2 separate regions of the Homo sapiens genome follow, and region 1 is linked to region 2. Evidence: chromatin loops called from intact Hi-C (ENCODE). Cell type or tissue: endothelial cell of umbilical vein. All regions are shown on one strand. Each heading gives the region's core, and the rest is flanking DNA. Links, peaks and the distances in the headings are about the cores only. Region 1 holds the start of KCNT2 (potassium sodium-activated channel subfamily T member 2). Region 2 overlaps KCNT2 (potassium sodium-activated channel subfamily T member 2).

Region 1 (2,922 bases), core at 244-2,743, 250 kb before region 2:
GATTTTTAGTCTGTTAATGATATGTAAATATTTCAGATTTTCTGTCATCCAAATAATACAGTTAGACTGTAACTATAAATATTAACTTGGAACATTACAAATAAAATTAATAGAATCATTTTAATAGGAGATGATAAGGTCTAAAATATAAACCAGATCTCTCTCTCTATCTCTATCTGTATAAACTAATAATGTAGCAATATTACTTTCTTATTTAGCAAAGTAATTACAAAAGTTCGTGCTAAATTATGATTTCATAAACAAACACATACCACAGGAGTGCAAGCATGGATGGAAAAAAACATGCTTAATTTCCTAGATTTAATAGCTTTTAATGCAACTCCACACCTATTTGTTGAAATGTGGCTATTTTGAAGGTCCCGTGCTAGAGGCAGCTAAGCCACAGGGAGAGGGGAAGAGTTGAAAGAAAAACGCACAGATAATCGTATAGCGGGTCAGGTTATAGTAAGCATTCCAGGCAAAATACTCACATGGGTTATGAAGGGTTCAAACAAAGGGGTTCAAAGGAAGAAGACATCATAAGAAGCTGGAAAAACCAAGAAATCTAATGGAGGATATGTAATTTGAGATGGGTCTGGAAGGATGAGTAGGATTTTGAAGACAGAGACAAACAGTATGACTTTTATTTCAACTGCTATTCTTCAGGTTTCAGTAGTCATTGTATTTCATTTGATGTTACAAGTTTTGGTAATTTCTTCCTTCATTTCTAGCTTCTTAAATAAACCCTCTGCTACATGACCTCTACTGAGCATTAATCATGCCAAATTAATCACTATTTTCTGGATAAGCCAAATATTCTAAAAAATCCCTATGCCTCTACTCATACTATTCTCTCTGCTTGCTTCACCTTTGCTCTTTTCCCTAAAGTAGGCTGCGAACGAATATAGAAGGCTTGGTTCATTTTCAATGTCTTCCTTGACCCCCACCTCGAAGAAGTATGTGTACCTCACAGGTATTTCCAAATCCCTCTGTATGTTCTTTGATTATTGTCTCTCACATCGTATCCATTTATCAAGGAACAAGCTTGTTCCTCCACACAGAGCGGTTCTTAAGTAAGGGCAGGAGAAGCCATATGGTTATCCTCCGGCCCAGGCTGTCAGGTGGTTGGTATTCGGTCTGTATATACTCTGATGCAATCAGTTTTTGAAGGAAAGAACGGTAAGCGCAAATAGAACCATAGCTTGTGTAGCAGGGTTCATGTAAGCAGTGGTTCTTACTGAAAAACAGACCCTGTTCTCTCGGGCTCACTTCTTCCTCCGTGTGAACCACTAATAGGAGGGGACCGAAGGCTGAGGCCAGGCCACCTGGAAGCCCACAACGCTGCTAGTAGCAGCGACAGCAGTAACAGCAACTCACCACTGTAAAATCCTCAGTGCGTTTCCATGTGCTTTCCCTGTCATCTAAATGCTTCTCTTCAGCGGCCTAAGGTGGCCCTTCTTTTTCCCCGAGTTCAGGGAAACACCTCCCTTCTTTCAGAATGTGAGAAAAAAATGGGATTTTCCTGGGGCTGAGAGTGGGGATTCCCTTTCCAGAAACGTGCAATTTTTTCATCCCGCCCACCTGGACTGAAGGCAATCAAAGCGAGGGAGCTCGTGGCATAGTGGAACACTCCAAGCACCCTGGCCCCCCTCCTCCCAGAGAAGGGTCTGGAGCCCCGCAATCCGCTAATTAGCTCGCCCCCATTGGTTGTCCCCAAGGCACCCCCGTGCCGTCACTGTGCTATGCTAATGAGGGGGAGTCTCATTGGCTGGGCCTCCAGCTCCATCTCCACAGGGAGATTGCGGGGAGAGCCGGGTTGGCCGCGTCTGGGGCCGAAACCCACCGCCCCCGATTCCCGCCAGCTCAGGGCTGTGCCGGATGCAAGCCCGCCCGAGGGAACAGTAGCCGGGAGGCTGCCCTCTGGGAGGATCTGGCAACTGCCTTTAAGGAAAGTGCTTCACCATCAAGCGGCGCTCACTCCCACCCCTCTCCCCTCTTTCTAGGCACCGCGCGTCTTTTTCGGCGAAGTAACTTTTTATACCCGCCTCCCCCTAGTCCTGGGGACCAGAGGCGGTGCCGAGCCTGGGGGCGGTTCCTTGGCAGCGTTGATTCTTGTCAGAGCCAGACTTTTGCTCCTGGGTTGGGTTTGCATCATCCCCATTACACCCTCGGGAAAGAGGAGCCAGCCCCCTTTCAAGCCTTAGCTTCCGGCTCCAAGCGGACCCCCTCCCCCTCCCTGTCCCCTTCCCCTTCTCCCATCCCTCTCTCGGCCACAGCGTCTTGTTAGTCCTCTCCCTGTACTCCGCAATATTTTCTTTCTTTCTCCCTCCTCTCCTCCATTTGTTGTTTGATGTTTCCCACTCTTTGAGGAAGGATGGTTGATTTGGAGAGCGAAGTGCCCCCTCTGCCTCCCAGGTACAGGTTTCGAGATTTGCTGCTAGGGGACCAAGGATGGCAAAACGACGACAGGTGAGTGGTGTGGTGGAGGATTGTTCTGTAAATATTGCTGAAAAAGAGACGGAAATGGGAGGGCCGAAGTGGGGAAAGGAGGGAGAAAAGGAAAACGGAGCCAGAGAGGGAGACTAGGCTGGGGGAGGGAGTAAAAGAGACTCTGATTTGTCTCTCCATTTTGACTCTATATAACTGTTGCTATAGATAAGGAACTCTTTTTCTTTACACTTTTCTTATTCTTGCAAGGTATTTATTGCATTCATTTGGTGCTTATTCTTTTGTCTATCTGTGCTTTTCTAGGATGTGTATAAGGCTGGTATCAGAGGTACAATACACCCAAATGGTATGCAATATCATTTCCAGAAAATTTGCATTTTTTCCTTAGGTGTGGTTAATCAAACTCAAAATTGCATGCAAGTTGTTTGAAAAAGCACATTAGAAACTTAAAATCTCCTGAGTCTATTTACCTCC
Region 2 (2,922 bases), core at 196-2,695:
GGGAAATTCACTGTGAAAAAATTCTTTTCTGTTATATCTTACAGGAGGAGGTCAATAGGTAGTACCTACAATAATAGGGTAGTAAATGTGGTAACATATTATTAAGAGATACCTTAAAACTCTCTGAAGTAAGCTCAGGATTTGGAAGCATGTGTTGTTAATTTTTTTTGATCAAAATTTAAGCTATGAATGAGAAAATAGCATTTAATTAAGAGTTAAAACATTATTATGGTTTGGTCATTTATTTAGTCATTTTATAAATAATCATCATATGCATCCATACTATGTAAGGTACCATGTTAGGACTTTGGGGAATATAAGCTTGAATACATTGTGATCACAAATCAGACCAATAGTCTGATTAATAGACAATTACTCAGACTAAGTGCAGGGCAGGATGAAATTTAATATTGCTTTTATATGTATTTGGAATGTATTACAAATTTCCCCTAATGGTTTTATTTTACTAATGAAGATTATTTTTAGTTATGGTAAGAATTAATTACTTGAGAAGAAATCAAATGACAACATGGAGAGACAGCAGAAATGTCCTAGTTATAATTATTTTAAAGGGCAAATGATAAAATGTAAATAACAGCAATAGGAGCTTTGTAAGTTCCTACATGTCTAAGTATTAATATTTATGGAATATATCTTGCCTGGGAAATTCACTACAATGTTTTAAACTAAAGGTACAGATATAGCAATGTAATATAAATGCACAATGGCATGAAGCACTTGAATAGAAGCGAAGCATATGGTATTCACTAAGCAAGCAGGCTGTGATCTGTGTGAGAGAGGGGAAAGTACAATGTAGCTATAAAATTTTATTAATGCTGAAGTAGAACAGTTGAAAATCAGTGAGATATAACTTATTTAATAATGGAGTTAAAGAGCTGAGAATGCAGCTCCAGTATTACAAGTGAATTTATTTTTTCACCTGACAGTTTAAAAAGTAGATGAAAAGTCTTAACACAATTTTAGGGTATTTTTTGTGTGTGGTGGTAACAGGAATTAAATGAACACTTCAAAAAACCCGTTGAGAGTTATTGAAGGAGAAACCAACGTTAAGGGCAGTGAATTTAAGCTACTTTCATGTACAATCAACTTTTAAAATCTAACTTTGGCACCTTTTTTTATTTCTCATTGAAGTAGATGCCTTTCAAAATGGTGTTCATTGTTTATGATCACTGTCAATAATGCTTGAAAACTATTTAGCATTTTCCTATTCTCTCCACTTTTGATGGCCATTTTTCTTATCCTGAAAATGGCAAACAGCTTTCCGGTTCCACCTGGTGGTAGAAAATTGATTACCATGCTTTATATTGTGTCTGCAACTTTTAATCTTAGAACTCAGATTTCTAATTTGATGCTTGGTGACCTACAATGTTGGGGCAGTTCTGCTGTTCAAGAATTGGAATTCATAAGCATCTTCCTAGTAGACCAAGGTGTCTTTTTTTTTTTATTACTTCTATCTGGAGTTCTCAAGTACTTTTCTTTCTAGATATTCTGCATCCGTACAGTCAGTTCTATCTGCAGACTTACAAGAATAAATGTTCATATAATACATAGTTATGTGTTAGCTGTTTATTTTGTAAACTCATCTGTTTTGGAAGCTTCTGTGTACCCCACATACCCCCGTACCGTAAATTATATTTACCTTTCCAATGAAACTGGCTACGATTTGTCAGAATTATTTATTTGACCTACAGTGGCTAAACTGTGGATTCCTAACATTGATAGTAAAAGCAAAATTGTAATACCATTTAAATATTTTAATTTTTAAATAAAGTTTGCAATAATTGTGAAATAATGTAATTCATGAGTGCAAAAAAACACCCTGGGAAGTATACAAACAACAAACTGATTGCAACCAAATGGACATTATTTCCATAGATTATGGAATTAAATAAAGTGCATTAATTTTAATTAGATTTAAACCCTTTGGTGACTTATTTTAGACCTTTAAAATCTCCTTGCAATCAATATAGTGAATTAATACATTTTCTTATCTTCTTCAAAATAGAATATCAATAAAGAAATTTATATTTAACTCATTAATCTTATTTAAGTACAAACTGGAATGAAATTCTTTCCCAAAAATGTCAAAATATTTCTACAGTTACGTATATGCAAAAATTTCTGTAGTTATATATATGTAAACACTTTTACTACATGGTGGAGAATGAATTATATATTAAAGTTATCTTGTGACAAGGTGCTCTTTATTCCCATTGATGCAAAGATAACTTAGTTTGATAATAAATATAAATATATAAAAGTAACTAATATGAAAATCTGTGTCAATTTTGGTGAATCTGAAGTAAATTATTTATCATCTGTTTAGCTACATTATTTAGGATCAAAGAGAACAAAATGTACTAGCAAACTAAATCCAAGGATTACAGTGTAGAGGTGCTTAAAACAATGCTGTGAAAGAGGTAGACTCCCACTAATGATTATATTTTACAATTTTAAAGGCAGTGCTTCATAACACCAAGGCTTTTCTTTAGTTTACCTCTAGTGTGATGGCATTCTTATATACATAAAGAAAATATGAAAATTAAAAAAAATAAATTCTACTTTCTAACATCTATTAATATGAATTTCACAAAAACATACAGGTTCATAAAAACGTAGGAAGTCATCAGTATAATAAGATTTTGTGCTATTTTATTAAAGTGGGACTACTTTACTGAACAGGGTAGTACAGCATATCCTGAAATAAGAACAGAGTATGCAACATATTAAGACTTCAAAATATTGTATCTAGGACAGGAAATTCCAATTAAATCCTTTATTTCTCCCTTTGGAAAAACTGATGTGGGGAAACTCTTAAAAACAAAACTATATAAGGTTCTTTTACTGCATTCAGAGGTCTGTATTGAAATACATTTCCGCAAAAAACAGATCCAACTACTT

What was found. Hi-C counts contacts between places; a loop is a spot of excess contacts. Peaks named below come from ENCODE experiments on the same cell type or tissue, not always from the same donor. Only the 100,000 strongest peaks of a DNase experiment are listed, where the experiment ranks them.
Region 1: it touches region 2 in a loop (1.9-fold over the local background); 1 of 110 quality-filtered maps calls a loop at or near these places.

The regions. Positions count from the first base shown.
Region 1 is chr1:196,607,762-196,610,683 of GRCh38, reverse strand. KCNT2 (potassium sodium-activated channel subfamily T member 2) reads left to right here and starts at 2,244. Exons shown (of 28, transcript NM_198503.5): 1 at 2,244-2,469. The coding sequence starts at 2,375. RefSeq lists an enhancer at 1,393-1,909. In endothelial cell of umbilical vein, for the core only: no CTCF peak of the experiment used is centred there; a DNase peak (open chromatin) is centred at 1,693; H3K4me3 peaks cover 1,482 bases.
Region 2 is chr1:196,353,759-196,356,680 of GRCh38, reverse strand. The region is part of intron 14 of KCNT2 (potassium sodium-activated channel subfamily T member 2); the gene reads left to right. It overlaps LOC124904597 (LINE-1 retrotransposable element ORF2 protein-like), which reads left to right. Exons shown (of 2, transcript XR_007067045.1): 2 at 1-2,922. Among named protein-coding and RNA genes, the nearest start is that of MIR4735, 230 kb to the left of the region's middle. In endothelial cell of umbilical vein, for the core only: a CTCF peak has its summit at 1,256 (motif pointing left); a DNase peak (open chromatin) is centred at 1,260.